Linked DNA regions of Homo sapiens: all the other regions are linked to region 4. Evidence: chromatin loops called from intact Hi-C (ENCODE). Cell type or tissue: Panc1. All regions are shown on one strand.

Evidence for each region. A loop is a pair of places that touch in the nucleus more often than their neighbours do. Peaks named below come from ENCODE experiments on the same cell type or tissue, not always from the same donor. Only the 100,000 strongest peaks of a DNase experiment are listed, where the experiment ranks them.
Region 1: a loop joins it to region 4, with 7 times the contacts of the local background. A loop is called at or near these places in 11 of 110 quality-filtered maps.
Region 2: a loop joins it to region 4, with 2.2 times the contacts of the local background. A loop is called at or near these places in 4 of 110 quality-filtered maps.
Region 3: it touches region 4 in a loop (11-fold over the local background); 41 of 110 quality-filtered maps call a loop at or near these places.

Annotation. Positions count from the first base shown.
Region 1 is chr7:78,583,054-78,591,053 of GRCh38, forward strand. All of the region lies in intron 3 of MAGI2 (membrane associated guanylate kinase, WW and PDZ domain containing 2), which reads right to left. Among named protein-coding and RNA genes, the nearest start is that of MAGI2-AS2, 420 kb to the right of the region's middle. In Panc1, CTCF peaks have their summits at 4,588 (motif pointing right) and 4,811; a DNase peak (open chromatin) is centred at 4,578.
Region 2 is chr7:78,955,187-78,963,186 of GRCh38, forward strand. All of the region lies in intron 2 of MAGI2 (membrane associated guanylate kinase, WW and PDZ domain containing 2), which reads right to left. Among named protein-coding and RNA genes, the nearest start is that of MAGI2-AS2, 50 kb to the right of the region's middle. In Panc1, no CTCF peak of the experiment used is centred here; a DNase peak (open chromatin) is centred at 4,505.
Region 3 is chr7:78,506,426-78,514,425 of GRCh38, forward strand. The region is part of intron 4 of MAGI2 (membrane associated guanylate kinase, WW and PDZ domain containing 2); the gene reads right to left. Among named protein-coding and RNA genes, the nearest start is that of MAGI2-AS2, 500 kb to the right of the region's middle. In Panc1, CTCF peaks have their summits at 4,371 (motif pointing right) and 4,602; a DNase peak (open chromatin) is centred at 4,346.
Region 4 is chr7:79,173,639-79,181,638 of GRCh38, forward strand. All of the region lies in intron 1 of MAGI2 (membrane associated guanylate kinase, WW and PDZ domain containing 2), which reads right to left. LOC105375366 (a long non-coding RNA gene) reads left to right here. Exons shown (of 3, transcript XR_927698.3): 3 at 3,341-3,558. Among named protein-coding and RNA genes, the nearest start is that of MAGI2-AS2, 170 kb to the left of the region's middle. In Panc1, CTCF peaks have their summits at 3,410 and 3,609; a DNase peak (open chromatin) is centred at 3,373; H3K4me3 peaks cover 220 bases; H3K27ac peaks cover 234 bases.

The DNA.
Region 1 (8,000 bases), 590 kb before region 4:
ACCACTCAAGTCAACACGGAGGAAGTGTGAGTATAGAAAAAGACTAGGGATTATTTATTAATAATCCACCTTGAGATGACTTGCTAACACACTTTATAACAAAACACATATAAAAAAGAACTGAGCCTTGACAGAGTAAACATAAGCCTCTCTCACCCCTTAAAAATTATGAAAATAGGCTGGGCCTGTAATCCCAGCACTTTGGGAGGCCGAGGCGGGCGGATCACGAGGTCAGGAGATCAAGACCATCCTGGCTAACATGGTGAAACACCGTCTCTACTAAAAATAAAAAAAATTAGCTGGGCGTGGTGGCGGGCGCCTGTGGTCCCAGCTACTTGAGAGGCTGAGGAAGGTGAATCGCGTGAACCTGGGAGGCAGAGGTTGCGGTGAGCCGAGATCATGCCACTGCACTCCAGCCTGGGCGACAGAGCGAGACTCCGTCTAAAAATAAAAAAATAAAAATAAATAAAAATTAAAAAATTATGAAAATATATGTTTTAGAAGTGAATAAAAACAAAAATTTCCCCCAAAATATATCAAGAAACTGTAAACACATCTCTGTAGAAACGTCAGTAAGAGAACAAAGTGAAGGACAAGATTAGATCCAAGCTGAATACTTCAAGCAGTAGCCAAAATGGGTGACAGTAATGATATTATCCTTTTGGGGAATACTGTAAATGAAGACCTGTTGCTTGATTGATTTATAATTAGAATCAGCAATATTCTAGACAGTACTGAAGAGAACAATCATGTATTGGCAGGGGAGAATGAGATGATAACCTAAAAGTCAGTTTCATTTCTCTTGTCTATGGTAATTGAGTCCTTATAATGGAGAATTCAGGGGAAGCCAAATGGAGACAATTTCACCTTCTTCATTGTCACCCTCTGCATTGAGCTCAAATACCCTTCTAGAATAAATTACACAAGTGCTTCTAAATAGCAGAGGTCAGTCACTAAGCAGTTTTATAAGAAGCTTATGTAACCCATGTGTGATGGGAAAAAACCAAACCAAATCAAACAACAATAAACATTTAAACTTCAGAGTACTAGCTCAGAGCGGGAGTCAACCTTAAGAAAGGACACTGGGGCCGGGCACGGTGGCTCACGCCTGTAATCCCAGGACTTTGGGAGGCAGAGGCAGGCAGATCACAAGGTCAAGAGTTCGAGACCAGCCTGGTCAATACGGTGAAACCCTGTCTCTACTAAAAATACAAAAAGTAGTCGGGCATGGTGGCAGTCGCCTGTAATCCCAGCTACTCAGGAAGCTGAGGCAGAAGAATCACTTGAACTCGAGAGGCAGAGGTTGCAGTGAGCCAAGATCGTACCACTGCATTCCAGCCTGGGTGACAGAGTGAGACTCCGTCTCAGAAAAAAAAAAAAAAAAAAAAAAAAAAAAAGAAACAAAGACGTTAGACTAATGGAGTTTTCTAATCAGCACTCAGAAAGGAAAATACTACTTTCCTACATGAAATGATGAAGGTGTTAAAAGCTTTCTGCATGGCATCAGCACAGTGCAGAGCACACGAAACATATGTGTGATGAAGACCAAGTGCAACCTAGACCTAATGCAGTTGTAATTCAGGGGCAGTAGCAGGCTTGAGAAATACTGCTGCTGAGCTGTGTGATTGAAGAAGGTGGCTGGCACCTTATAAGCCCTGCACTGAGCTTGGGAGGTATGGCAGGAGGTGGTGATAAAGTGCCTGGGCTTCGGATATCAGCCAAACCTTGGCTCAAATCCTGATTCTACCACTAACTAGCTGTTTTATTGTTTAATGTTAATGGCTTAGCTGTTTAATGGCAAGTTACTTAGCCACTCAATTTCCTTATCTATAAAATGAAGATAATAATATGTACCTCACAGGGGTTTTGTAGGATTTAAATGAGACTGAAATTTTGTAGTAGGATATCCAGGTGAGGCCTAATCTGTGCCTGCTACTAGGATTTAAAGATGTTTGAAAAAGTCTGATGAAATGGTGAAGTAGGCTACTCAGGATACTATTTTCACATAGGATAAAAGGGGTTCCAGAAAACAAACTTCGGAAGGAAGAATTACTTTGAGTTGGTAATAGTCTCAAAGTCAGTAGGGAGGAATGATTTTTGTATATAGTTTGGCCTGCCATTCAAATCTATTGTGTGTCAGCTCCCTAAATTCATTTCTGCAATTTAGGGAGACAGAGCACTGTGAATACATCCTGAAAAGGTGCTCTCACTAAAATTGTGTTAGACTTCGAGACACCGGTAACTTCACTTTGGTACTCATCTTACAAGGGTTATCAGAATAGAAGAAAAATTTTTCTCTTCCAAATAGGCACTGACCATCATACTCAGGTATCTGAAGGTTCCAGTGCAATAGTGACTGTACCCAGGAAGAACTGCAGTCTCTACCTGAGACTGAGATGAGATAAGGTGTCTCTGCCTGATACGTAGTTGAAAGTGGAAATGGCAGCAGCATAGGAACCGGGGGGACTGTGGCACCTAGTGAAAGAAGAAGGGGTATTTAAAACCAGTGGCAATGTGCAGCTGAGAGAGCAGCACCTGTGAAGGGTGGCTGGTGGCTGGTAGTGCCATGGCAGCTGGAAGACAAACAGCAAAGGCAATGGCAGTGATAACAAGAGGTGCCCAGGGGAAGCAATGGCAGCATTATGTCTAGCAGGCACCCTATAGCTGACTTCACTGGTTGGAGAGCATAGATGTGACACCACATATCAGAAATACTTTGGGAAGGGAATGGGAATACATGAAAGGGAACTGAGAGGGTGGGGTTACTTTACAGTCTTGCATGATCAGATGTAAGCAACTGCTAACTTCATGAAGATGATCACCTTTATGGAGATCACGTAGATGAACCCCAGAGAATGGCAAGTCTGGGAAATCTGAACCAGTAATCAATACACCACAGGAGCTCAATTCGTGATAACATTCTGTCTCCTTTACCCTCTCCTTTCTATTTTAGGTAGACAAAGTAGACTCATATACTGGCTGTATTACCTGCATTAAATGATGACCGAGTGCACCAAATTGTATAATCATGGTTGTCTTTCTCAACCTGTTACCTGATTAGCAAAATGGGAATAGCGTAGCGTGCTCTACAGCTGAGAGATTGCGTAAGTAGATCATTGTTGCAACACTTGCACATCTTCAGCATTCAGCAATGTTAGTTTCCTCCCTCTCTGGATAACTGAAGAACTCTATGCAATTAGTGTCTCAGAACTGACAAGGAAGGAACTTTGGCTAGCTTAGCTGTGATAACTAGAAAAGTAGAAAAGACTGTGGACTTAGAGCAGGAGTTCCAGCTAAGAGTCCCCCCCAAACACCCCCACCCATAACATCTAAGAATTTATTTGATCCTTTCAAATAACTGTGATTCTCTCCCTATGATTAACATTTTATATAAGAAGAAGAAAAGGCTCAAAGTTTTAACATGGGTAAATTCAAGTCTGGGCAATAAGGCAGACTGAACTAACACAATCTGTTATGTTCTTCTCTCCTGCCCAACTTCCACCTTTTTTTCAGATGATAAAATATGCATAACAAAGAATTTGCCATATTGTTTTTAAGTATACTATTCAGTGACATTAAGTACACTCCCATTGTTGTGCAACCATCACCACCACCCATCTCCAGAACCTTCTTCATCTTCCCAGACTCAAACTATACGAATCAAACCAGAACTCTCCATTCTTCTCTCCCTGCAGTCCTCACAACCACCCTTCTATATTCTGTCTATGAATCTGACCACTCTACGTAGTTGACATAAGTAGAATCATACAGTATTTGTCCTTTTGTGACTCGCCTTTTTCACTAAGTATAATGTCTTCAATGTTCATCCATGTTGTAGCATTTTTCAGAATTTCCTTACTTTTTTAAGGCTGAACAATATTCCATTGTATGTATATACCACATTTTGTTTATCTGTTCATTCACTGATGAACATTTGGGTTGCTTCCACCTTTTGGCTATTGTAAATAATGCTGCTATGAACACGGGGGTTTTACAAATGTCTCTTCAAAATCCTGCTTTCAATTTTTTTGGGTATATACCCAGAAGTGAAATTGCTGGATTGTTTGACAGTTCTATTTTTGATATTTTGAGGAACCACTATACTGTTTTCCATAGCAGCTGCACCATTTTATATTCTCACCAGAAATGTACAAGAGTTCCAACTTCTCCATACCCTCACCTTATTATTTTTCCTTTCCTTATCCCCCCTTTTTTTCTCTTTTGATAATAGTCACCCTAATGGGTGTTCTGGCTAAGAATTTTTACCAGGGCTTTCATCACTGTCTAATGAGGAGTGAGGGGAAGCTACCAAAGAATCACAGAGCACTTACAGCTATTTGTTGTTTGCAAATTGCTAGTTATATTTAAGTTAACTTATTCATCTAAATGCAGTTCATTAAAAAAAAGTGGTTCATTTTGTCCTATTTGTCTGTAGATTTCCAGTTAATAGTATCTGTTTCAGTTATTGTTTTTTAAAAAGGTATCTGAAGTGGATATATTTTTCTGGATTGCATTTGCAAACAAAATTTAATCACTTTATACAGTCCAACTGAGTGTTTCTGAGGTGGGACAACCCAACCAGTAGATGACGCTCGTGCCATTTGATTACATTTTACTGGCTAATGTCATGTATCATCCTCCACATTTTGTCTGGATTTCAACTGTAGAGAGCAAATACTCGGCCGTAGCACATAAAACCTTTCTCCAACCTTAAATCATAAGAATATGGTAAATTCAAGGCAATTTTACCAACAAATATGACATCTCTTCTTATAAAGATTCAGAATTTATAATCGTATGTTCATAAAGGTATAAATAAAATGGGTATTCATTACATTGGTTACAGATGAACAAAATGGAATTTAAAAGAATTACAAGATGGATGTCTTGAAGACCTCCAGAAAGCATAGTGAAGTGTCCTCTGGTAATGTCACATTCCAGAATGCCAGCTGTTTACTGGCTGTGTGTGACTCTAGACAAGGAATCTTTGTGAAACTTTTTGGGAAAAAAAGTAAAGTAGGGAATACAATGCATATCCTCTAATGATGAAATAAAACATTGCTGAACAACATCGAGTGTCACAGGCCTCCCAGAATAGGTGCTTGTTCAACGTTAGCCCTCTTTTCTCTCCACCCGACACTTTATCATCTTTGTTATGTGACAATTAACTGGAGGAAGATTTCATCTCAATTATCGTATTTCTTCCCTTTTCATTTTCTTTGGCACAGAAAAATTTAATGTTTACCTTCAAAGCATGAATTGGTGTGTATGTGTATGGGTTCTCCCCAGGAGACAATTTAATATAATTAATAACTTCAAAATCATTTGGGTGATGTGAAATATGCATAGTTATTACAAGCCAGTGTGTGGCAGGGGGAGGGGTAGATGGCTGTTCAGTAGGAGGCAGAGGCAGATAACATATGTGCAAATGGAAGTTAGAAACCAGGCAACCTTCCGAGAGTGAAGGCTGCCAAGTCAGTCTCAAACAACTTGCACCACTCAGGTGCATTCATGCCCAACCCAGAGAGGACTGTGGGCTTGGTGCAGATGACTGGCTGAGCTCCTATCAGAGCCTCTTACTTCCAGCTTCAGGCATTTGTGGAATAGCAATGTAGGTGTGCTGGCTGTGAATAAACTTGGGTTTTGAGCAGCCACATTAACAAGCTAGAATCAACAGGGAGAATTTGCCATAATAAAGCACTTTCCCAGTTGTCACATTGTACTTTTTAAAGTGGCAAGTTTTTCCCAGTGTGCTCCAAATGTGATCAGATTTACAAACAGCTGATTAAAAAGATAGGATTTTAGAGCTGAAAAGCACCTCCGAATTCATCTAATACACTATCTTCATTTTACAAATAAAGAAATAGAGGTTCAAGGGGAGAAATGACTTGCCCACTGTCAGGAACTGAACAAGTAGGAATTCCCAAGCTTCTTAACTATCAGGAAAGGGCTCAGTCCAGAAGGCCACACCAGTGATTTCTTAAACCAGGATTCCTATGTGGTTTATCTCAAAAAGAATTGCTATTGTATTCCCAAACTCCTAGCCTATCACAGAGCTGTTTCCTGATAATTTTACGGTCTGGCCATAAATGTTTTGAAGTAGATACTCAAAAATTCACCAAGCAAATCTACGTTTCATCATCATCATCATCACCATCACCACCATCATGTTTCACACTTACACGGTGCTGATTATGTGGCAGGCACTAACTAATGTAAGAATTTTACATAAATTAACTCACAAAACCCCAGTGAGGGAGGTACCATTCTCAATATCTTGCAGATAAACTGAACACAGAGAAGCTAAACAGCTTGTCCAGAATGTACATGGTTGATAAGTGATGGATTTGGGATTTGGACCCAGCCAGCCTGGCTCTGGAGTCTATGCACATAACTGCTATGCCATATTTCCTCTCAAACAACTGCTATCCTATATTACCACTCCACTCTATGATTAGGATGAGGAGATTTTCCTGATGGTCATATTAAGATAATTTGTTGAATCTGCTTTCCGACCCTAATTCCGTGAGTGAGAGGTGTGGCAGGGAAGAATAGAGCCCCAAAGATACCAGGTGTGATCTACACTTGATCTTAGCCAAAAGGCCGAGAAGCAATACCAGGTGTGATCTAAATTGCATTGCAAATGCTCCATGCACGTAGCCATGGTAGAAAGGGTACATGTCAAATTTGCTGGGGTTTTATTACACTTCAAGAAATATAGCATTCTTTGATTACTTTAAATATAGGTCTTCAATATGGAAAGAGTAATGCAGTCTAAGTAAAACTGAGCAGTTACTTCAAGTCAGGTACAACAAGCAGGTTATTATTTCAAAAATGACATTTTAATTACCACCAGGAGGCCATTAGAAATGCATTCTGGCAGTTTGCTTGGTTCCTTTGGAAAGATAATATTGACAAACTGCTATGAAACTGGAGTTCAGAAAACAGTGTAAATTGAGATCAGGAATAAAACAAACATTTGCTTGTGTACCCTAAAGCAATGATGAACAATTTAAAGAGAGAAGACAAAGTTGAAATTATATTTTTCTTTCTTAGGGAGAGGCAGAAGAGGGAGTAGTTTTGCAGGAAGACTGTTGTGTTCCTAAATTTATTACCTATGTGAATTACTTGATGTATTTAGCATAGCAATTTGAAGCTTCAGCCATCCAAGCACAAGTCACTGAGGAGCTGAGTGCCCTGGAACGCTAATTCTGCCTTCTTCTCCATGCTAGGAGATTGGCTTCTTGTGACCTCTGGTGTGGAGGGTTTCAAAAGAACAGTTTGGTCCTGGAGCTGATCTCCAGTCTCATCAAGGATGACTGGCATAACTCCAGGAGCTTGGGTCATCTTTACAAATTCCACAGCTTTGTCCCTTGGTGATCCCAGGACATTGGGAAAATTTTTCACATTTAGCTTCAGGCATTTGCGGAATAGCAATGTAGGTGTGCTGGCTGTGAATAAACTAAAATATAAAAACCTAAAACATAAAAGGGAAAGACCAGATAAGTACACCTAAAAATCAATGCTCCTATTGCTTATCATGGTTGGTTTTCCTTATAACTAAAATCAGTACAAATGCTTTTTGCTAGTCACGTGGGTTGTCACTGCAGAAGCCACAGGAAAACCATTCAAGCCACTTACCTTTTCTCTCTTTCCTCTAGGAAATACCTTTTGTATTGGTCTGTGTGGTACTTAAACCAAAGGGGAAAAACTGTGGTGACTGATTCTACTACAGGTTAACCATATAAAATAAAGAAAACTCTTGAGATGCCCTATTGGAGCAATGTAATTTACTTTCCTTTCCCTAAAGTAGTTCCAAAGGTGGGGATATTGCTAGGATTTGGGGTCACTTTTATTTCTGAGAAAAAAGGTAAAGATGAATGGTACTTAGATTGCAATACACTAGCCAAATAGCAGTCTCTGTCAGAGACTCCTCCCTCTGACTTTCCTCTCTATATTTATTAATTTATTCCTTTGACAAATATTATTAAAGAGAGTAC
Region 2 (8,000 bases), 220 kb before region 4:
ATAGTCCAAGATAATTCCTGCTTCATTCCAAATTTTATTTTGTAGTTAAAAAAACTATAGTAGAATATATGTCTTTGCATTTATACATATATGATAGGAGATATATGTATATATTTACATATATCATGGGACATATGTATATATATAAATAAAATGTAAGTACATTGCATACATGCATGTAATATGTAATAAAGCACAGCCTGTACTCAAATGCTGAGCATATATTTGTAAGTTATTTGCATATTAAAAATTAGCATAAAGGTACATATTACAAAAAGGAAAAATTAATGGATGAAGATGAATTGTCTGAAGTCGGAAAAAAATAAGACTCCCTTCTTTGGTGAAAACATCTATATTTCATTGTTCAAAGTGTCCCACTTATGTGGGTAGTACATACTTTCATACTCAACCAAAATTGCTTCCCTCCCTCCCTTCCTTCCTTCCCTCCCTCCTTTTCTCTCTCTCTCTCCCTTCCTTCTTTCCTTCCTTCCTCCCTCCCTCCCTTTCTCTCTCCCTTTCTTTCTTTTTCTTTCTTTCTCTTTCTTTCTTTCTTTCTTTCTTTCTTTCTTTCTTTCTTTCTTTCTTTCTTTCTTTCTTTCTTTCATTTCTTTCGTTCATTCTTTCTTTCTTCCTTCCTCAGTAATAATTTTCTGAGGTCTCACAGATTTTTGTTAAATTGTCTTTGCTCAACTCTTTTACATTAGAAACACAGTATTTGTTCACTTTATAATATCTAGAAACTACCCAAAGATGCCTTTTTTTTTGTTTTCAGTAATTATAAACTCCTTGCTGTTTGTGGTACACTCTGCTAAGTTGTATGAATTTTTAAAAAGTTAAAAAGACACAGTTCCTACAGTAAGAAACATACAGTACTAGTGGTAAAGAGGGACAGGTGATGAGGTATTTAAAAGTCTGTGAAGCAAAGGCCAGTGCAAGAGGGGCACCAACCTGCCCTGGAGGTTGAGGAAGAGGTCCTGGAGAAGGTTGCACTCTGCAATGTCTGAAACCAGGAGGTCTATTAATTTTTTCCACAGTGTAATTTATTAAAATGATGTATTTATGTAAGTTTGTCTCATCATATTTGCATTATGTTAATAAATGCAGATTTTATTTTTAAAAATACCCCTCTCCTAGCAATTCTGTCTCTGAAATGTTTCCCATCCATGCTGCCTGATTCTCTAAAGGGCATTATAGTCTCTGCATGCATATCTCATAGGACCTACACTAAAAGGTCCACCTTTTATGGAGAAACAGTTAGAAAGTCAACTTCCAGTCTGGAGAACAATGTTACTGTGGGAAAATAATCACAAAAATCCTTTTCATATTATCTTTACTTCTGTTTTCTAAGTTGAGAAAAAAAGTGCTGATTTCTGACTATTTCCTACATTCTATTTTCTAAGTTTCTGTTTTTCCCTTGTAGTGTGGCTAAGACATTTTGGTAACAGTGTAACTTCTGTGTCACACATGGAGATGAAGAGGGAACAACTGTAGCAGGGTCATATTTGTAAAACAAAGAGCAGGGCATATACTACTATTCTCTAAGTTCTGAAGATAGTGCCCGTTTTTTATGTAATACATCAGTCCATTGACTACTGTTTATTATACCAAGGCAGAAACTAAAAAGTGATCTGAGGACACTCCTTTAAGAATGAAACAAACAGCAACATACTATCAAATGTCAAAGGCACAGGGCTAAAATGAATAGATGAGATGTGTTTTTGCTAGCTCAGGGTTTTCTGCTTCTTTATCGATGGGCCAAATGAAACATTTTGATGGCTATTATTAAAGACTTAGGGGTCAGGCGCGGTAGCTCACGCCTGTAATCCCAGCACTTTGGGAGGCCGAGGTGGGTGGATCACCTGAGGTTAGGAGTTCGAGATCAGCCTGACCAACAGGGTGAAACCCTGTCTCTACTAAAAATACAAAAATTAGTCGGGCGAGGTGGTGGTCACCTGTAGTCCCAGCTACTTCGGGATGCTGAGACAGAAGAATTGCTTGAACCCGGGAGGCAGAGGTTGCAGTCAGCCAAGATTGCGCCATTGCACTCCAGCCTGGGTGACAGAGTGAGACTCCATCTCAAAAAAAAAAAAAAAAAAAAAGAAAAGAAAAGAAAAAAAAATTTAGGAACCCCTCCTAAATGCTCCTTATAAGTAAAGGAGCATATTTCATTGCATACATGTTTTCTAAAATGTTTTTGGTTTGAACTGAGCTTCTAAAACTATAGTATAATTTGCCTCAATTACTGATAATTGTAATTTTCTAATGTAAAACTAATAATTCAGACTGATAAATTTACTATATGTAATCGTAAGTACATACATAAATTTACTATATGTATATGTAAGTACATACATAAAATGACAGTTATAATAAGAGCTTAGCTTTCTAAAACAATAATAGACCAAAACCTGTTTGAAATGCTTTTCATAAACTCAATTAATCCTTATAAGGAAGCTATAAGATAAATTCAGTTATAATTTCGTTTTTACAGAAGAGAGAACCAAAGCATAGAGAGGTTAGGTAACTTACTCAAGATCACACAGCCAGTCAATGGTATGGTCAGAATTCAAACCCACTCAGCCTGGCTCCAGAGTTGGCATTCCTAGAAACCCTGTTGCTACCTCTCAACATGTATATACCTTGCTCTTTGTTTTTAAATTCCAGCCTGATGCTGCTGCTCCCTCTTCATTTCTCTGTGTGACTCAGAGGTTCCACAATTACCAAAAAATCTTACCCACACTACATGCAAAAATTAGTACATTAGCTGTAGCTTTTACTTGTGTGTCATTGATTAAGGCAATACCTGTAAGACCCCTGTTCTTTTGAGTATCTTTTCTCCGACTAAGCCACCCAATTAAATCAGTTGCTATGTTTACCTGGCAGGGGAATAGGAGCCACTGCTGTTTCCCCAGCAGTTCACAGTGTGTTATCTTCTTTGAAGCCCTGCTCTCCTGTTTATTTCCTTTGTCCTTCCCACCTGAAGTCCCTCCTGCAGCAGCTATTTGATGGTCTTGTTATCAGCCACTCTGCTCCTTTGTCTATGCCAGAAAAAAAATTATAGTAGCAGGCAGCTGTGCCCTCAGTCATGGTGGAGTGCTTACATCCTGGGATAGGTCTTCTAAATTGGGTGAGATGACATAGGCTTTCAGTTTAGCAGTGAACTTTGTGTCACATTGATGCTGCAGCCTGTTTCTAAGACTCCCCAGATGTGTGTGACAGTTCTTATTATGCTTCTCCAGAACAGGGACCCTCAACATCATGGTGTCATTTGTAGAGTTTGTTATGAGTAATTTCTTGCCAATCATAACTCAATGAAAATTGTGAAAATTATTTTTAGACATTATACCAGATTCCCATGGTATTTTGATAATTTTCTTAAGCAGAAAATTAAATGTATAAAAAGTAATTATAGTTAGCTAGCCAGGGATTGTGCTTAACATTTCATCTGCCCATGGGAACATGCGGTTCATGTGTGTCAGAGTGGAAAAATGGTGAAGTGCTTCTCCATTCGTTGGTCAATGAATGGGGTGAAGCCGTTCTACCTGGAGGCCCTAGTGTACCAGAAATGGCTTCCAAGCAATTGGATTACCTGGTAATCCACCGCAAAGCATGTGATATAATTTACTGTGCCTAAATTTGTGCTTGATATAGAGTTCACTATTTTTATAAACAAAAGCTTAAAAGAGCACTGAAGATAATATTTACAAAGATATGTGCTGTCTGATATTTAGTGATGATGTTTACTTCTCTTTTACACAAGAAAATTCTTTGTTGCATGCTGAATGCCTCTCATACACGGTGGGGTGCCTCTGAGCTTCATACTGATCTACAAACCAACCCTGGCTCTGCAACTCGGCCACGGGCAACCTTGTAAGATCTTTTCAATATGTCCATGCACAACTGGAATCCTCTTTTTTATTTTTTAATAATCTTTGAATTGATGGAATTGCTTTTACATCATTTATGTGTTCATAATTATGGTTGCTGAAAATATATTGAAAGAAAAGAGACACCTTAGGCAACTCAGCTTCACCACTTGGTTCATGCAAAGTTAGTCAATTCCAGCTGAACATTACTTTTGGTTATAGAATAGGGGCTTTGGATTACTCTAAAATGGCATTGTTCTTCAGGAGTTAAGCATTGTAGTGTGCTGCCAAACCTATACCATTATTTTTCTTTAGAAGACAAAGGAAAGGTAAAAAGTATAATAAATTAAAAAAAAATCCCCATAGAAATGTAAAATGCATCACTACAATTTTTTCTCCTACTGAAACAATAATAGCTTCAATGGGCCATTATCATCTGAGGCAAAGAGAATGAGACACTACCTGTCAATGAGTGTTTAGGGATTAGTTAATACACAGGCTACGTCATTGAAGCAATACATTATAACATCTCTTTCATGATGGTGACTGTCTGATGTATAAATGTTTACTTAGGGAATCATTGATGTATGTTTCATTACAATGTTAGCAGTTTTTGACATTGTGTCACCGTGTGGTTGATTACTTCTGAATCTGTGAGCTCACTTTGACTTTTCGAGCCTGGATTACTGACCCCATAAATTGTTATGGCTATTTCTAATTGTTTTAGTATGCTGTATGAAATTGACTTATGAGTTAATCATGTATCATGGGCACCGGCAAACACGGATGTGAGCCATTCCAAGGTTTCTGGAGTTATGGAGTGAATCACTGTGCAATTTCGATACCTGCTTTATGTAAACATACATGTAATTAATTATTATAACCCAGTATGGCTAATTTCAATATGTAACATGGCCTGCCTATGTAGAAAATATTATGGCATCATATAAAATAAATATTTACTGATAAATACAGGAAAATACCTAGAGCAAGGATTCTAAGTAGATACCAATACCACTTCCAATTCTGATCTATTGGAACTAGAATCCTAATGCACCATGTTATGAGTAATTCAGAAGGTGGTACTCCCTCAGAGGAGACAGAGAAATGATGTGTTAGAAAACCTGATAAAACTGCAGGAAAGGGATGTGTGGGGAGGCAGGGATGGCAGCACACAAACATTTACTAACTTGGATTGGAATTTATTTGCAAAAAAGTCACATATTATTTGTTACCTATGTTTATTAAATATATATGGTATAACGTAGAACAGGTAATGTGTTCATTCATATAACGATACCATGTTACGTCAGCGTAGACTCAGGTTAGGAGTTGAAGGGAGCCAGTAGGACTGTATTTGTCTCTCCCCAAGTCTGTTCCCAGATTATAATAATCATGAATATTTTCTACTCCCTAAGGAGTGAGTACTGCTAGAGTCTTTCTTTAGTGGCCTTGAGACATAATGTTTGCAGAAATCATATTCAAAGAAATGTAAAACAAATAAAATGATGGTACTATTAATGATGGAGGTTGAGTTTTCAGATATTTTCTGCTAGAATCCTGTACTAAGTACTTATCCTAAACTTGCCATTATTTAAACATATTGAAATTCCTTCAGGGTAAGTATATTATCAGTCTTTTACACTGATAATAAGAGAGGTAAAGACAGTTGCACAACATTGCATAGTTAGTGAGTTAGCTAGAATTTGAACCCAGAACATGGAACTAACTCCAAACCATGGTCTTTCCACTTCACTCTGATTGGTTAAGGAATCTAAGTACTTTCAGGATATTTAATCCTCATTAGCCCATATTTTAAACTGAAACCTTAATTTGGCTTTAAGGAATGAAGACCTGGAATGATTCCATACGACCTATATCCTTTTCAAAGCTCTCCTAAGTAACAGAAACTCCAGGATAGGGAATTTGGGGATAAAATACCAGTTCTGATTTCCCTTGCCATCTTTCTAAATGTTGCAGCTCCTTGGAGGGATTCTTGGCATTTATTTCAGGCCTTAGCTCTTGGAATTAGTTTAATTACAATTCAAAAGAGAGTACTTTAATGTATTTATTTTTATGTACTTAGGGATCTTTATTGCAAATGAAAGGTAGGACTTTTAGCTTCAGGCAAACTTTATTGAGTAGCTCAAATGAAGTCACCAATGACCTGATCTCTCTCCTTCTTTCCATTACGTGATATAAATGTAATCTTCAGATGCCAAATTGGGCTTCCCCATCCCTGCCCTGTGCAGCCCCTCGAGGCTCCCCTGTTACTGATCTGAGCCTCACAGTCTCACACCACACCATCTGGAGAAGGAAATTCTCTCTTCTGGTAGAAGAGAGAAACAACTTCTTTTCTATCCCAGAAAAACATCTCCTTTGGCTCTTACTGGATTACGTACCCTAAACTAATCGCTGTAATCACAGTTGACAGATAACCAGTGATATCTGGATTCTCCAGTGACAAAAAGAAAAATTTTAATTGTGTAACTAAGTGGTTTATGTGGATGTGCACATAGACAGCTTGCTGTTTTAATAATCCTCATTATAACTGACTTGTACTGTAATGCCAGCTGAATTTTTTTCATTTTGCAGATACCAAAAAAGGTGACTCTTGAGCCCTCTAAAACAAACTATATCTGCTAGTTTGGTGTTTAGAGCTAAGCTTTCTCCTAATTCATTGGCCTAATTTTATCGTCTAAATACAGTCATGTGTAGCTTAACAAAGGGGATATATCTGAGAAATGTGTCTGTAGTTGATACTGTCATTGTGCGAATATCGTAGGATGTACTTACACAAACCTAGATGGTATAGCCTACTATACCCCTAGGCTATATGGTATAGCCTACTATACCCCTAGGCTATATGGTATAGCCTATTGCTCCCAGGCCATAAACTTATACAGTATGTTACTGTAGTGAATACTCCAGGCAACTATGACACAATGTTAAGTATTTGTGTATCTAAACATAGAAAAGGCACAGTAAAAATATGATATTATTATATTATGAGACTATCATAAGTGCTGTTGGTTTATTGAACTCTCGTTATGTGGTACAAGACTGTACATTCACTAAACAGAATGATCTTCCTCATTCCACTCCTAGTTTTCTATCTGGAAACAAATCTTTGAAGGAATCAAAACTTTTTACTAACAACATGATTTTTAAATAAATGATGGATTATCATAAAGCAATCAAATTTAAAATGTGACATGCTAGAAACAAACTTGATTTTCAGAGGTCCGGATCCAAGTCATATTGTCATGCTTAGTTAAAACTTCGTCTCAAATGGAAAAAGGCTGAGCTTTTTTTCTTAAACTATTTAGTATGACTTTTGTTTTGTTTTACTTAAATATAGTTGAAAGGAACAGATCATCATAGAGAGACCAATTATCATCTCTACCACCTGCTCACCAAGAATAATTTAAATCAGGCCAATTCTGCAATGCTTATGTTTTTTTTTTTTTCTTCCCAGATAGGTACATGCTGTGCTATAACACTTCAGAAAATGTAATTTAGGTTCCAAAATAAAAAACTCAACTGAAACTGGAAAATTGTAGAAAAAAAAAAGATTCTATGAATGTAATGGTTTCTTTGATCTAATAATTTCTGGATAATATATTGGCATTGATTAATAAAACCTGATTAGGGAGGCAATAGTCATTATTCAATTCATTTAACTTAGTGGCAAAGATATATAGCTTAAAAATTATAGACTTACAGAGAAAAAATTTAAGTGAAGAATCATTGGTATGTGATCTTTGTTCTAATTATCAAATTAAACTCTTTTAAGTGAAATGTCTTTTCATAACCTTCAAACACTAATAATGAGTTTAACTGGAAAGAAAAAAAATTACCTGCACAGGATTTGTATGGAGGACAATGAAATGTTTTAAGTCTTTAGTTCCCTAGAAAACTTTAACTGTTTTATTATTTATAAGCTTTAAGTATTTTTGGGCATAGAATTTATCTTCACTTGCTCCCTCAAACTTGGAAGTTTTCTTACTATCCTCTAACTCAAGTGTCTGTAAACTATGAGTTATGGATTATTCACCTACTTTAAAAAAAACAATTTTACTTGAACATGGCCACACTTACTAGTTTACATTGCCTATGGGTGCTTTTTCACTA
Region 3 (8,000 bases), 670 kb before region 4:
TAATTTTAGCCATGAGTAAATGAAATTGCCAAGAGACAGGGTGAGAAGTGGAAACAAGAATCTGGAGCAGCTGTCTGATGAACTTCAACATTTAAGTCACTGAAACAATGGACTGGTAAAAGAGAAGAGGAAAGGGCAGCCATGGAAGCAATGAGAAAATTAAAAAAACTTCATGTTGCAAAAGCCAAGCAAAGGGTGTTGAAGACAAGACACTTAACTGTGGCCAAAGCTTCTGCACAGTCCAGCAAGACAAGGACATAAAATCTGTAGAACCGAATGATGTGCAGATCACTGGTGACACTGGCTGCCAGTTACGGCAGTATTTACGGTGGAGTGGTTGGTGAAGCCAGATTGGAATAGGTTTAAAAATGAATGAAAGGAAAATACAGAATTATCCTAATAGAGAAGTCATTCAAGAAGCTTGGCTTTGGACAAATGAACTTTCCTTCTACTGTATAATACCATTAAATTCTCAAGAGAAATGTAGGACATCTCTTAAAAAAGGATCTAGTCTTTGGAGAAATCTATAATCATATTTGTTGATGTATCAGAGATTACTGGACAAAGTTCTCCCAGTTTATCTGTTTATTCATTCATTTCTTTATTCTTAATTAATCAAGCATTAAAGTAGCAAACATGAATTTAATATCTATAGTGTGTAAGATACTTGACAAGACCTTAATGGGGGAGATTATAGACCTTTTTATCAGGCTGCTGTGAACTAAGCTGAGAGGGAAGCAATAAGTAGCACCTACCTCTCCCATCTTAACAAAATAAGACAAAAAAAATGAATAAGGCAAATAAAGATCCATAACATTCCCATATTTATTACTCACAAAGGCTCACCTAGGGATACGGTTTAATGTGAGAATCAAGGGCTTCTGGCAAAACCCAGAGGACCAATTTATTCATTGGCAGTGTGGAACCAGGGCAGGGCTTCCATGTAAGGGTAGAATCTGTTCCCAGAAGGGCAAAGTAGAATATTTAGGGGAAGAAAAGGGGAACTGAGCCAAGAAGGTCCAGGTTCATCTTCCAAGTTGTGTCACTCAGATAAATCCCTGCACCTCTTCTGGGCAGAGTGAGTAAAAGAGATGGTAGAATGCAAATTCAGTACTCTCCTAGACATTCAAGGCAACATGGAGGGTGGAGAAGACATGTCTCCCCCAACTCTGAGCAACTATATAGAGTACTACAATAATGATTTGTTAAGTGATACTCAATGACATAAAATACCTGAATAAAATTTTCTAGGAAGACAGTGTAGCAATTAGAAACAAGGGTACCTAAAGCAGTTGTCTGAGGAACTCCAATATTTGTCAGTGAGAGAAGAAACTGGTCTTATATTTCCTGCATTATTAGAAACATTTATTTAGAGCATACTAACCATCAGGCACTAAGCTAGGCAGTGTACAGTCAAGGAGAATGTGGTCCAAATGATATGTAATAATTTTCTAGGGCTGCCATAATTAAACACCACAAACTGAGTGGCTTCAATCATAGATATTTATTGTCTTACATTCAGGAGGTTAAAGTCCTATATCAAGGCGTTGGCAGGGCCAGCTCCCTCTGGAGGCACTATGGAAGGATCTATTTCAGGCTTCTCTCTTAGGTTCTGGTAGCTTTTTGACCCATGGCAACATAATTGCAGTCTTCACATGGTATTTTCCCTGTGTGCACATCTGGGTTCCAATTTCTTCTTTTTATAAGGACACCAGTCATACTGGATGAAGGGTCTACCCCTACTCCAGGATGACCACGTCCTAACTAATTATATCTGCAATGATCATATTTCCCAATAAAGTCACCATCTGAGATACTGGGGGTTTGGACTTCACCATATGAATCTGGGGGTGGGGGCACAATTCAACTCATAAAATGGTGTACTGGATCAGTTCACTGTGCAGTCCACTGAACCAATATTTAACATCTCAAGGACTGCAAATTATTGTTTCATGCTATATCATATTTGTTTCCCTGATTAATATGGAAAATAGAAATTAACTTTGCTGCATTTTAGATAATATATCTTTCTTCTGTATCGGCTTAAATTTTTTAAAAATGACATATATTGGATATTGTGTAAGTTGTTAAGAAATTACCCGTTAAGAACCGAGCAAACTTCGTAATAATGGGAGGGAAATAACCAGACCTTACACGCCAACCAAGCTTGCCTGTGTCAGCTACTCCTGCGAGTATTCCTAGTCCCATGCAGCCTGATGAGAAAAATGTGCATGTAAGCATGCTCTCGCACACATCATATATATATCAGATCTGTGGTTTGAGAATTTCTGGACTATTTAAATTCTGACTAGGGAGAAGGAGCCAAATAACCCATGCATGTTTTACCTTTTTTATAGTGGCGTGAAGCTATATTTGATTAGGAAGTGGCTAAGTAAAATTGTCCTTTTTGACTTTTAAGATGCATTTCTCAGTATGCTTTTATTGTTAAATTGAAAAATAGTCTTTTTTTTTTTTTTTGAGACGGGGTCTTGTTCTGTCACCAGACTGGGTGCAGTGGCGATCTTGGCTCACTGCAACCTCTGACTCCCAGGTTCAAGTGATTCTCCTGCCTCAGCTTCATATGTAAAATATAATGTTTTCCTTATTTACTGCTAAAACGAACAGACTTTATCAAACACTGACATTTTTTGTGCATTCCCCATTGCGTTTCTGTGTCTCTTAGATGTCGTTCAAACCAGAACAAGAATTTTTTTTTTTCACTGACAATAAAAACAAAGAATATTTCAGTAAAGAAGAAACACCTCTTCTTAAAGGATGCTAATGATGTAAAAATTTTCTGTGGGACTAGGACTGTTAAATAGAATTCCTAGAAATTCTATAGAAACATTGGGGCACGAAACAGACATTTATAACATATAGTCTTATAAACAATGATCTATAAAAACATATTTTATTAATACCTACACTTTAACTGTTGTGAAGAATTAAGAAATTTAATTCCTTTCATCTTGCCTGCCCTGAGGGTTTTGTTGAATTCAGTAAATATAATTTTCTCCTTTCCATAAGAAATTCAGAAGGGCTCAAAGATCTGTACATAGTGCAGGAACTGAAAGCGTTTAATTGGGAGAGAATAAATGTATGTATTTGTGCATTTAGTTCAGTCCTTATAAATTCTATGGTTCTGGTACAGTCTAAGGTTTTGATATTACAAAAATATGCATGGCAGCCATTCCGTTTGCTTTCTTGTTTATTGCCCTGCCAGTATCTAACATGTTGCTTCTCAGGTACAAGACCAATGATAAGTTAGAATGTCATGGTTTTCAACGTTCCCACCCAGTTTCATTAAAGAATAACCAGAAGCCAAGATAAAACCATCTCAAGAAGAAGAATACACATTTAATATCTTATCCATATTTTCATGTGACACAGTCTATGTATACAGTTAACATGCAGCTTTCTGTAACTGCCGTCTTTTGAAATGAGGGAAAATAATTGATTTGTTTTTAAGGTAGATAGAAAAATTTATTCCTTTAAACTGTCATAAAGTTTGAATTTCCAAAATTTATTTTACCCTGTGATTTATATTTATAATGGCTATGTGACAACTTTTAAGAAATCCAATAATTTTTTCTCCTTGTCTTCATATTATTTCTTTGGAAGTAGGCATGGCTGGAAAACATTTAAGCTGAGAGAAAAAAAGGATCAGGGAACATATTTGTAGTTCATAAAGAGAATAGGAATAATTTGAAATGTAAACTTTTTTTACGTTTCCTTTAAAAATTCCCCGATAACAACAGTCTCCATAAGAAGCAGTAGAACGTAATAGTTAAGGCTTGTGTCAGGCCACCTAGGTTTGAATCTGTCCTTTAAAGTGGGAGGTTGAACAAGTTATTTAATAACTCTGTGGATGCTTCAATTTTCTTAACTGTACAATGGGGATAATGAAGTTACCTACCTATAAGGATTAGATGAGACTTATCTATAAAGTGCTTAGAGTAGTAAACTGCTAGAATATAGTAGGTGTTCAGTAAATGTTGTATATTATTACCACTGAATTCTATTATTTATAATACTAAATAGAGTAGTTAAATTGGTCAAGCAATTTAAATGATTTCTGCCTACAGAAACAAAAGGTATGGTCAATTTTCTATAATTTTTAGATTAGGGGTTTTCAAAAAGTAATGCAAATGTCAGAAAAGGATATACATAAAGGTGGTATTTCTTCTTTAAAAGGTGTTTGCATCAATTGAGCTTTTCTTCCTCAATAGAGACATGTAATGGGGTTAAGTAATTTAAAGGAGGAAAAGCAATCTTCAGAAACCATGCATTCTTTTCAAGTTCTCTATTATGTTCTCTAGAGTTCTGCATTTGCTTTTGTTGGGCACCAGGGGCTGCTACCGAGCTACAAACTTGGCATCACTTTGGCACCTTTGAGAGCAACTGATTTAAAGCAAAATCAGAAACGCAGCTCCCCAATTTTATACTGGTCCAAAGCTTGGTCTTCTCATATACCCCCAGAGCAACTTTGGCTTTCTAGTCTGCTTATAACTGACTCCTCCTCACTCTGGTTTCTGCTCATTTGTGGTAGTGGCCACTGTGTTGGATGTGGTGGGGCTTAAAGATTTCTCCATGCTTTTGTGCAAACCCAATAATCCCATTAAAAAGTGTGTTTGTTATATTGATCTAAGGTTTTATTGGATTGTGGTGGGAGGACTGTTTGCTTCACTGCTGGAAGCTGGCTTAGAATTTGAACTACAGGCTCTTGTAAATAAATCAACACTTCAGGGTTGATATTTGGACAAAAGAAAAATATGATTGTGTTGATTTTTATATATGGGAAATTATGATTATTTTATTTCTAATATAATTATTTGTAAACTTATATAATTGATTTTTCATCGTGGCTGTACTATAGATTATACTCTGTAATGAAAAGTGTAGGACACATTTCAGTGTCTTCAGAAAGGGAGCAGTCACGCATTCTACACAGTCAGTTCATCAAGAAGTCCAGATTGTCAATTATTGCTCAAAGAATGCTCTTATCCATTTTCTTACTTTTCCTAAACCTTCTAAAATGAGAAGAATTCTAATATGGGTACTAAAATATTTGCACATTGTATAGTGACTTTTTTTTGCTCACCATCTTTTATATATATATATATAAATTTTTTTTTTTTTTTTTTTGACACAGTGAAACATGCACATGGTACAAAATCCAGAAACACAATGGAGGAAAACAGTGCAAAGCAAGCTTTAAAATCCAGGGCTCTAGCCATCAAGTTAGCAGTAATAATTATCTTTGTGACCCTTCAGAGATTTTTCTATGCAAATTGATTATTGACTTTTAGTCAGTTTTTGACTCTTCGTGCTCTGAAGTGGTTCTAAGTGCTAAAAAAAAATTCATTATAATTAATATATAAGATATGAGGCTGGGCGCAGTGGCTCATGCCTGTAATCCCAGCACTTTGGGAGGCCGAGGTGGGTGGATCACAAAGTCAGGAGATCGAGACCAGACTGGCTAACACGGTGAAACCTCGTCTCTACTAAAAAAAAAACACCAAAAAACAAAAACAAAAACAGAAAAACATTAGCCGGGGGTGGTGGCGGGCACCTGCAGTCCCAGCTACTAGGGAGGCTGAGGCAGGTGAATGGCGTGAACCAGGGAGGCGGAGCTTGCGGTGAGCGGAGATCGTGCCACTGCACTCCAGCCTGGGTGATGGAGCGAGACTTCGTCTCAAAAAAAATAAATTAAAAAAAAAAAAAAAGGTGTGAGTATAAAGAGGGTGTGGCCTTTAAACAGTGTGGCAAATATATCTATACCATATTTTTGCAGATGTAAACAACCGCTTCCCTTTATTATTTGAGGCCAGGGAGAAAACGTAAGTCTAGAAGGAGATATTAGAATTAGGGAAAGTTAGTGTAATGGTTAACTGTGCTTCTGATTTTTGGGATGATACCTCAATCCAGGAAGCAGAAATCCCCAAGCCTGTGAAGAAATGATTTATATATGTAATTTTTTAGAATTTATTTTATTTTTGAGACAGAGTCTTGCTCCATCGCCCAGGCTGGAGTGTAGTGGTGCGATCTCAGCTCACTGCAACCTCCGCCTCCCGGGTTCAAGCGATTCTCTTGCCTCAGTCTCCCGAGTAACTGGGACTACAGGGGCGTGCCACCACGATGGGCTGATTTTTTTATTTTTAGTAGAGACAGGGTTTTGCCATGTTGGCCAGGCTGGTCTTGAATTCCTGACCTTGTGATCCACCTGCCTCGGCCTCTCAATATATATGTAACATTTATAAGCAAATTACATCTCTTCTATTCAGGGTCTAGCCAGGGGTATGTGAATTACTGAGAATGCATATTTCGTGCCTCACAATTATTTTTCTTCTATATCTAAAACCCATAATTAGTTACAAATTGTTTGAAGTACTAAAAGAACAATATGGAAAATTATGAAAATAGAAAATTCAAAGTCTGTGGGTAGAAGGTGACAAGGAAAACATTTCCTAAAACTAAATTGAAAAGAATCACAGAAAGATTAGTAGAGGAAATTATTTTAGATTAACAGGGGAGAAGAAAATATCTAAAGATATTTATCATAAAGAAACAAGTCCCCCAAATTCTTAACAAACTTTGGGGTGAAAGAAACTGATACAAATGTTGACATACTTAAAAAACCACAGCAAGGTATGAAATAAAGAACATGCACATACAACATTTCTTAGAGCTTGCCTTCAATTTTTTTTTTAATCAGGAGCATAGTATTATATAAAACAGGAGGCCACTTTCTGAAGTTCCAGGAAATTCAAAGGAGATGAAAGAGAAAATTAGGAAGACTTTAAATTTGATCTTGATAATTCAAGAGCTATTCTTTGGGGCAAAATTGGAGTCAACGTATTTTTTGATGAGGGCAAAAAGTCAAACGGGAAAAAACATCACAATACTGTTCCCATTGATAGAGTCATGTAGAAGCAATGGGTGCTCAGAGAGACCTTATGCCCTCTTCAAAAAGAAAGGCCAGTCCTCAGCCAGAAATAACTAGAGCCATCACTGACAATAAAGTAGCTGTGATTTCACACCAACAATCATAATCACTTTCCTGAGGAGAACTATAAGAAACCCAGGGACACAGGTGAAAATCAGACCTACAGAGAATATATGACTGTGATTAGAAAAAAAGCTTAGATTCTAAGAAAGCCTGGAGAACCTGAAGAAACTTAAACATTTTCACAATTCCATGGGCTTTCTGTAACTGCTGGAGAAACCTGAGGTGCTACTCTGGTTGTCCTTGTTCTGCCTTCCTCACTCATGGATCAAATCTCCCTCACACACAAATTACGTAAACTTGCAGAGAAGTAGAGAAACACTCTCCCCAGAGGTTGAGTGCATGCAATGCTGAATCTGTTTAAGAAATGAAGAGGGCCGGGTGCGGTGGCTCACGTCTGTAATCCCAGCACTTTGGGAGGCTGAGGCGGGTGGATCAGCTGAGGTCAGGAGTTGGAGACCAGCCTGACCAACATGGTGAAACCCCATCTCTACTAAAAATACAAAATTAGCTGTGCATGGTGGCACATGCCTGTAATCCCAGCTACTTGGGAGGGTGAGGCAGGAGAATTGCTTGAACCCAGGAGGCAGAGGTTGAAGTGAGCTGAGATCACTCCATTACACTCCAGCCTGGGCAACAAGAGTGAAACTGTCTCAAAAAAAAAAAAAAAAAAAAAAAAAAAGGACTAAAGAGGTTCACATCCATTACTTTCAGTTTAACTGAAACATGACTGTGCCTTGATTTAAAATGACACTTCTAAAACTAGTCCTGATTTCCCTTACTAAAATGGTATGTTTACAATCACTATAATAGTTTAATATTAATAGTAATATAATTACCATTATAATTATAAAATTATTAATAGTAATATTATAATTACAATCACCACAAACTCTAAAGTGATATCATTACTTTTTAATTACACCTAGACAGTCAGAACATTTTACAATTAGGGCAGTTATAACTTTCAAATAATTCTTTCAAGAAAAGATGG
Region 4 (8,000 bases):
TTCTTTATAAAATAAAATGTGACAAAATGATTACACTAACCAACAAAAATAAATATGGAAGACTAGCTCTGATAAATCTTAAAATTTAGAGTGATGAGGAAGGGACCTGTTCTATAGAACATTCTACCATATTATAAAGCTGAAGTCATTAAAACATTATAATAGTACTTAGAAATCAATACTAATGGAACAGAATTTACAGTTCCTTAACATATACCAGAATATCAGAACTCAAAATAAGATAAGGTACAGATCACCAGAGAAGAATTCAGTGTGTCATATTTTCCAGAAAGAACCATTAATAAATTGTTAGATCAATTTTGTGAACCACAGGCAGTTTTTTTTTATTTGAAACGGAATGGGATGGAAAGGAAAGGAATATAATATAATAGAAAATATTAGAATTCATCACATAATACTGAGGATAAAAATTATTTTAGACACTTTCATTTCAGTTATAGGTATGTATATAAGTGTTCACGTGTGTCAGCGTGTTCTAGATTGTGATGTAAAATTTATTTTTTCTCTTACTGTGGGTTGTGCTCCAAAAAGTTTGAATACCTCTCCAATAAATAATTTGGGGTAATTAATTAATTGAAAAAGAATCATCTATTTATATCCTTGTCTTCTGCTAAATAATGAAACAAAATATAGATGAGTATTTTTTAAGATTACTATAATAAATTTAAATGGATATATGTATATAAGATCGCTAGGAAAATACTTTAGAAGCATAAAAGGGAAGAAACCACAAAGAAAATTATTTGCACGTCTGAATTCACACATACACAAATGTGTGGTTCGGAAGGTAATCAAAAGTGATGAGAACATGACAAACTGGGGAAAAAAATTACAACAAAATACCTTTAATGTATTAAAGAAACGTATACCCTTCATGTGTAAAGAGAACTTGGCAATCAATTTTTTTTTAAGCTGGGTGCAGTGGCTCATACCTATAATCCCAGCACTTTGGGAGGCCAAGGTGGGAGGATCTTAAATCAGCCTGGTCACCATAACAAGACCCCCATCTCTATATTAATAAAAAAATTTAAATTTTTTAAAAAAAGAAATAAATTATTAAAAAAACACTCATTCTCTAGGTAGACATTTTGTAGAAAAAATATATAACTGAATACAAAATGTTTACTTTCAAAAAAGTAATTAATTAGACAACAAAAAAGTAAATAATTAGACAACAGTGAAATATTATCTTCCTTTTCAAATCTTGCAAGAACTATTGGAAAAGATATAAATACTGTCTGTGGCAATCTAAGTTGATGCACACTATTTTGGACTCCAATGTGGCAATATATCAAGAACCTAAATGTTAGTGCTCTTGGGCCAAGTAATTCCATTTTGTTTAGTTTCGTCCAAAGAAGTTGTCTGAAATATGCACCATAGTTCAGCTATTGATACCATTACTTGTAATGGTGCTCATTAAATGCTGTGTACATCAAGCAGAACAAGCTGCAGAAGATACATGCTTTCATTTGAATATTTTTCAATGAAATAGAGAAAACAATCTATAAATGAGAAAATCTGAATCAAAATTTTATATATGTCCAAAAGAAAAATGATTAGAAGAAAAAACACTGACTGATTTTCTCTGTGTTGATAGATGTGGAGATTATAGGTAATTTTCAATTTTCTTCTTTATATTTCTTTATTTGTCCATATATCTCTAATGAGTACATATTTCTTTTATAATACTAAAAGGCAATTCAGTTTATTTTTAAACAAAACAACCTCTCTGTTGCCCCCTTCCCATCTTGCTTTAGTACTGGTTTTCTAAGGATTTCCCTAAATGAGATTACAATGGTTTCAAATTAAAACATCAGTTGTCCCTATCTAAATTGGTTCTTTGAAAAATGAATGCCTGAAGGTGTTGTAAACTGCTCTTCTAAGTGCAGTCATGTGTCATTTAATGACAAGGATAGTTCTGAGAAATGCATCCTCAGGCAATTTCACCGTAGTATACTTACATAGAGCGTACTTACATAAACATAGATGGTGTAGCCTACTACATACCTAGGCTATGTAGGATAGCCTATTGCTCCTAAGCTACAAATTTGTACAGCATGTTACTGTACTGAATAGTAGGCTATTGTAACACAATAAGTATTTGTGTATTCGAATATATCTAAACATAGAAAAGATACACTATTATAATCTTATGAGACCACTGTCCTACATGTGGTCCATTGTTGACTGAAACATCATCATGCAGCACATGACTGTACAATTAAGCATTTCCCTAGTCATTTTGTTTTGTGTTTCAGTGATTTATTTTTCTTAATACAAACCTTGCATGGGGCATTAACCTCAGTATTTTCATTTGTTACCTCTCTCACCTGTTAAAGACAAGAAATTGAAGGAGCTAACACAGACCTGCTAATATAATAGTTTCCTGTTAAACATGTTAATGAATTAATATTGTAAAAGATAACAAAGCTTGCTAAGTAAATGAAAATGTCACCCCTTCTGTGTTAGCATAAGGCACTTTGATTACTTCATATTGCATATGCATGTGGTGGACATCATGATGCCCACTCGAATATACCTTTAAGGAAGGACCTGCTGCCTCGTCAGGATTGCCCCAGCTGCCTTGCTTACAGTCAGTCCCCTTCCTGGTATTGCCCACATCCACTTACTGACAAGGTGGGAGTATAAAGACCTCACCCTCTCAGCCTGATTTAGGAGGACTCAAGGACCATTCTAGGTCCCAAGCATCCTGTTGAATTAGGCCTGCACTGCAGTTTCACCTTTCCCTCTGCACAGTATTTCTTCTCTTCTTTTTCACAATGGCATATCTTAAGAAACTCATACAAGGTCAACTCCATCTCAGAATGAGAACACTCTCTGGAACAATGAATTACTTCAGTGAATACAGGTGTACTAGTGGCCTCTTGGATATATTTTGGATTTTATTATCATAAAAATTGATGAATGAAATTGTAGAATCAGAGATATATAGATACATTAATAAGAAAACACCTAAAACCAAGCTCACCTTAGATCATTATAGAATTTGCCTTTGCCCACTACTCATTAATAGTTACCAGTTTATAATTTTATAAAACACCGTGATCTGAGTTTGGGAGAACTTGACAATTTATTTTGTAATATCTTAGTAAAATAATTTTTTAAAAAAATCACTGTTGTATCAAGCTTTGGGTTAGTTTTAGTAAAATGACACACTCAATGTACTAATTTGAAATCTTTTCTTGATTGCAGCTAAATAGTTGATCTGATCCATGTGTCCCCCTCACTCTGTTCCACATATGGCAACAAACAATCGCATAAGTTTAGCAAACTGAACCTTGTTTTTGACACTTTGCAGTGCTTCAAATGATGCGGAATCAGAAAGCAGCGATTGAAACTTACTAACCCGACCTGCTAGTCTTTGAACTGAAGCTCTTTGCTGCCCTCTGTAGATACCTAGAGATGAAAACGGCAAAGTCAACATTCACTTTCTCAGTTATGGTAATTTTGTTCTGTAATCTTAATAGAAAAATAGACTAAACAGAAGGTGTTTCAATTAAAGGGAAATTAAGGATCGTTTTTTCCTATAATTTCTTTTGTACTATATCGTTGAATTTCTGTATTTGCCTTTAAAAAAATCACTATTTAAAATTAAAACTTCGTGTTTAAAAACACTATGGTAAGACAAAGTGAAAATACACACATGAATGCATGAAAAAAGAATTAGTAATTTTTCAACTTTCTTTTGACTTTTTTATCATTTTATGTATATTATCCACATTTTAAAAGTCATATGAATTATGGTAGATAATGTCCTCTAAACATAAGCTACAAGTTCTATTTTCACATGATAGTTTTCCTTGCCTTTGGCATGATAATTATTGTTGTTTCTAGTTTCTTGGGAGGGGCTATTCTTTTGCAAGAAAATAATCACTATTTCAATTGTTGCAATTCAACTTAAAATTATTTTGCTGAGCATTTTCTATGCACTCAGCAAAAGTCTACATGCTGTGTAGGGGATATCAAAATGATGATAATAATAGCAGCAAACTGCTAAGTGCTTAACCTTGGAAAGATATTGTAGCACATTACTTTACATATGCTAACCATTTAGTCTTCCCAAATATTATAAGGTGTCTGATTTTGTAGAGCCTACAATTTTGTTGAAAATAGTATTACTCGATGTTCCATCATCATTTCTCTGTTACCACAAATTGCTATCTTAAGGCATAAGAAAGGTCAGCCACGTTTTGTAATGCTTGCTATTTCACAGCGTGTATGCGGTTTTACTCCTATTCAGGTTATCAGTACTTCAAGCTTATCTATAGCATCTTGTCTTTTAAGCACTGTGTTAAGACTACTTCTCAAGATATAATCAACTACTGAATGTAGTTTCTCTAAATATTAGCCAGGCTTCCATCTATCATATCTTCAAAGTAGTGGTTATATCTTTATGAAAATAAGATCCTAAAAGTCCTACACTGTGGTCCTTCATTATTTCTACTAAATAAATTTCTACTAATTCTCTCTTTCTTGTCGCTGTACTTCCCTTATTTTGTACTGGCTACAAGAAGACTTACTTGGTTCATCTTTATGGGATGAAATTATACTTAATTAGATGTAATAATAAGAAAATCATTATTAGTGAAAACAGCAGATACGTTCTAGCACTGATGGTATGGAATTACAGTCTGTGAAAAAGTTAGCTATAACAGAATAAAAAGCCACATAGTTATGATAGATATTCGATAGATATGTCCCTATGAAAGAGTGGAAAATAGGTTTATATAAATGTAAACATATTAATATTAAGAATCATATTTATTCACACCTGTAATCCCAGCACTTTGGGAGGCCGAGATGTGTGGATCAACTGAGGTCAGGAGTTCGAGACCAGCCTGACCAATATGGTGAAACCCCGCCTCTACTGAAAATACAAAAATTAGCCAGGCATGGTGGCATGCAACTGTAGTCCCAGCTACTCAGGAGGCTGAGACAGGAGAATTGCCTGAACCTGGGAGGCGGAGGTTGCAGTGAGCCGAGATCACGCCACTGCACTCCAGACTGGGCAACAGAGTGAGACTCCATTTCAAAAAAAAAAAACTATCATCTTTATAAAGGAGTTTCAGTATTATGTAAAGGGCATCAAATTAATTTTTTTTGTTAAACTTTATATCTAAAAGCATTAACATCATTGGCTATTTCTGCAAATAATTTTCAAAAGAATATAGCAAAAGTTTGCCATAAGTTCTGCTCAACACAAGATAAATCATTGTCTTTTTTATTATACTACTAATCCAGCATGTCTACATAGTATGAGAGCAATAAGTTTTGCAAAAATTGAAGATTTAGTAAATTATTAATTAAACAAATAATTTTAAAGCCTATTATGTGCTAGGTACGATTTTTGTCACTAGAGTTACCTCAGCAAACATCATAAACAACAATCCTCACCATCATGGTATAGTCATCTGATGCATAGTAACATTTCAGTAAAAAATGCACCACATATATATATTACAGTGTTAATAATTTAGTTTAAATATTGTGATATTTTAATCTTTCAAATCTTTTTTCTGAAAACACCTATTTTTTCCTTCAGTTGTTAAAAATTGTGAAAATTTATGTTCAGCAAAATTCACTATTTTCATATAAACAATTCTATATACTCTGTTGAACATATAGTCATGTAATGACCACCACAATTTCAAGATGTAGAATGATTACTACCCAAAGCAATCAACAGATTCAATGAAATGTCTATCAAAATAATGTGTCACTTTTCACAGAAATAGAAAAAACAATCATACAATTCATGTGGAATCAAGAAAGAATCCAAAATGACAAAGCATTCTTGAACAAAAAGAATAAAGTTGGAGGTATAATATAACTTGAATTCAAAATATATTATAAGGTCACTGTAATAAAACAGCATGGTATTTCTATAAAAATAGATATATGGACCAATGGAACAGAATAGAGAACCCAGGAATAAATCTACATATTGATAGCCAACTGATCTTTGGTAAAGCTGTCAAGAACACACATGAGGGAAAGGATACCTTGTTCAATAAACAGTGCTATAATAACTAGACAGTTATATGCAGAAGAATGAAACTAGATTCTTGTCTGTGACCATATACAACAATCAACTCAAGGCGGATTAAAAACTTGAATGTAAGATACAAAACTATAAGACAACTGGAAAAAAATCAGTGAAATGCATCAGGATATTGCTCTAGGCAACTATTTTATGGTTAAGACAGAAAAGCGCAGGCAACAAAAAGAAAAATAGACAAACGGGACTCTGTCAAACTAAAAAGCTTCTGCACAGCAAAAAGAAACAATGAACAGAGTGAAGAAGCAACCTGTTGAATGGAAGAAAATATTTCCAAACTATTCATCTAATAGGGGAGTAAAATCCTGAATATACAGGAAACTCAACAGATGAAAGACAAATAGCCCCATTAAAAAGTGAGCAAAGAACACGAATTGATATCTTTCAAAAGAGACATATAAATGAGCAACAGGTATATGAAGAACACACAACATCATTAATCATCGGGGAAATGCAAATCAAAACTGAGATATCATCTTGCCCCATTTAGAATAGCTATTATTAAAAAGACAAAAAATAACAGATGTTGTTGAGAGTATTAGTCTGTTTTCATGCTGCTGTAAAGACATACTCAAGACTAGGCAATTTACAAAAGAAAGAGATTTATTGGACTTAAAGTTCTACATGGCTGGGGAGGCCTCACAATCATGGCCGAAGGCAAGGAGGAACAGGTCACATCTTATGTGGATGGCAGCAGGCAAAAAGAGAGCCTGCGCAAAGAAACTCCCTTTTCTAAAATCATCAGCTCCCATGAGACTTATTCACCATCATGAGAACACAACAGAAAAGACCTGCCCCCATGATTCAACCACTTCCCACTGGTTCCATCCCACAACATGTGGGAATTCAAGAGATTTGGGCAGGGACAGAGCCAAACCACATAATTCTGCCCCAGCGCCTCCCAAATCTCATGTCCTCACATTTCAAAAGCAATCATGCCTTCCCAACAGTCCCCCAAAGTCCTAACTCATTTCAGCATAAACTCAAAAGTCCATAGTCCAAAGTCTTATCTGAGAAAAGGCAAGTCCTGTTCACCTATAAGCCTGTAAAATCAGAAGTGAGTTAGTTACTTCCTAGATACAAAGGGGGTACAGGCATTGGGTAAATATGCCAATTTGGAGAAATTGATCAAAACAAAAGGGGTACAGGCCCCACGCAAGTCCAAAATCTAGCAGGGCTGTCAAATCTTTAAGCTCTAAAATGATCTCCTTTGACTTCATGTCTCACATCCAGGTCATGCTGATGTAAGAGGTGAGTTCTCATGGTCTTGGGCAGCTCCACCTCTATGGCTTTGCAGGGTACAGTCTCCCTCCAAGCTGCTTTCATGGTCTGGCATTGAGTATCTGCAGCTTTTCCAGGCACACGGTGTAAGCTGTCAGATCTACCATTCTGGAATCTGGAGAACAGTGGCCCTCTTCTCACAACTCCACTAGGCAGTGCCCCAGTAGAGACTCTGTGTGGGGGCTCTGACCCCACATTTCCCTTCTGCATTGCCCTAGAAGAGGGTCTCCATGAGGGCCCTGCCACTGCAGCAAACTTCTGCCTGGGCATCCAAGCATTTCCATACATCCTCTGAAATCTAGGTGAAGGTTCCCAAACCTCAGTTCTTGACTTCTGTGCACCCACAGGCTCAACACCATGTGGAAGCTACCAAGACTTGGGGCTTGTATCATCCAAAACTGCAGCCCAAGCTCTATCTTGACCCCTGTTAGTCACAGCTAGAGCAGCTGGGACACAGAGCATCAAGTCCCTAGACTGTACACAGCAGAGAAACCCTGGGCCCGGCCCACAAAACTATTTTTTCCCCCTAAACCTCCGGGCCTGTGATGGGAGGGGCTGCTGCAAAGGTCTCTGACATGGCCTGGAGACATTTTTCCCATTGTCTTAGTGATTAACATTC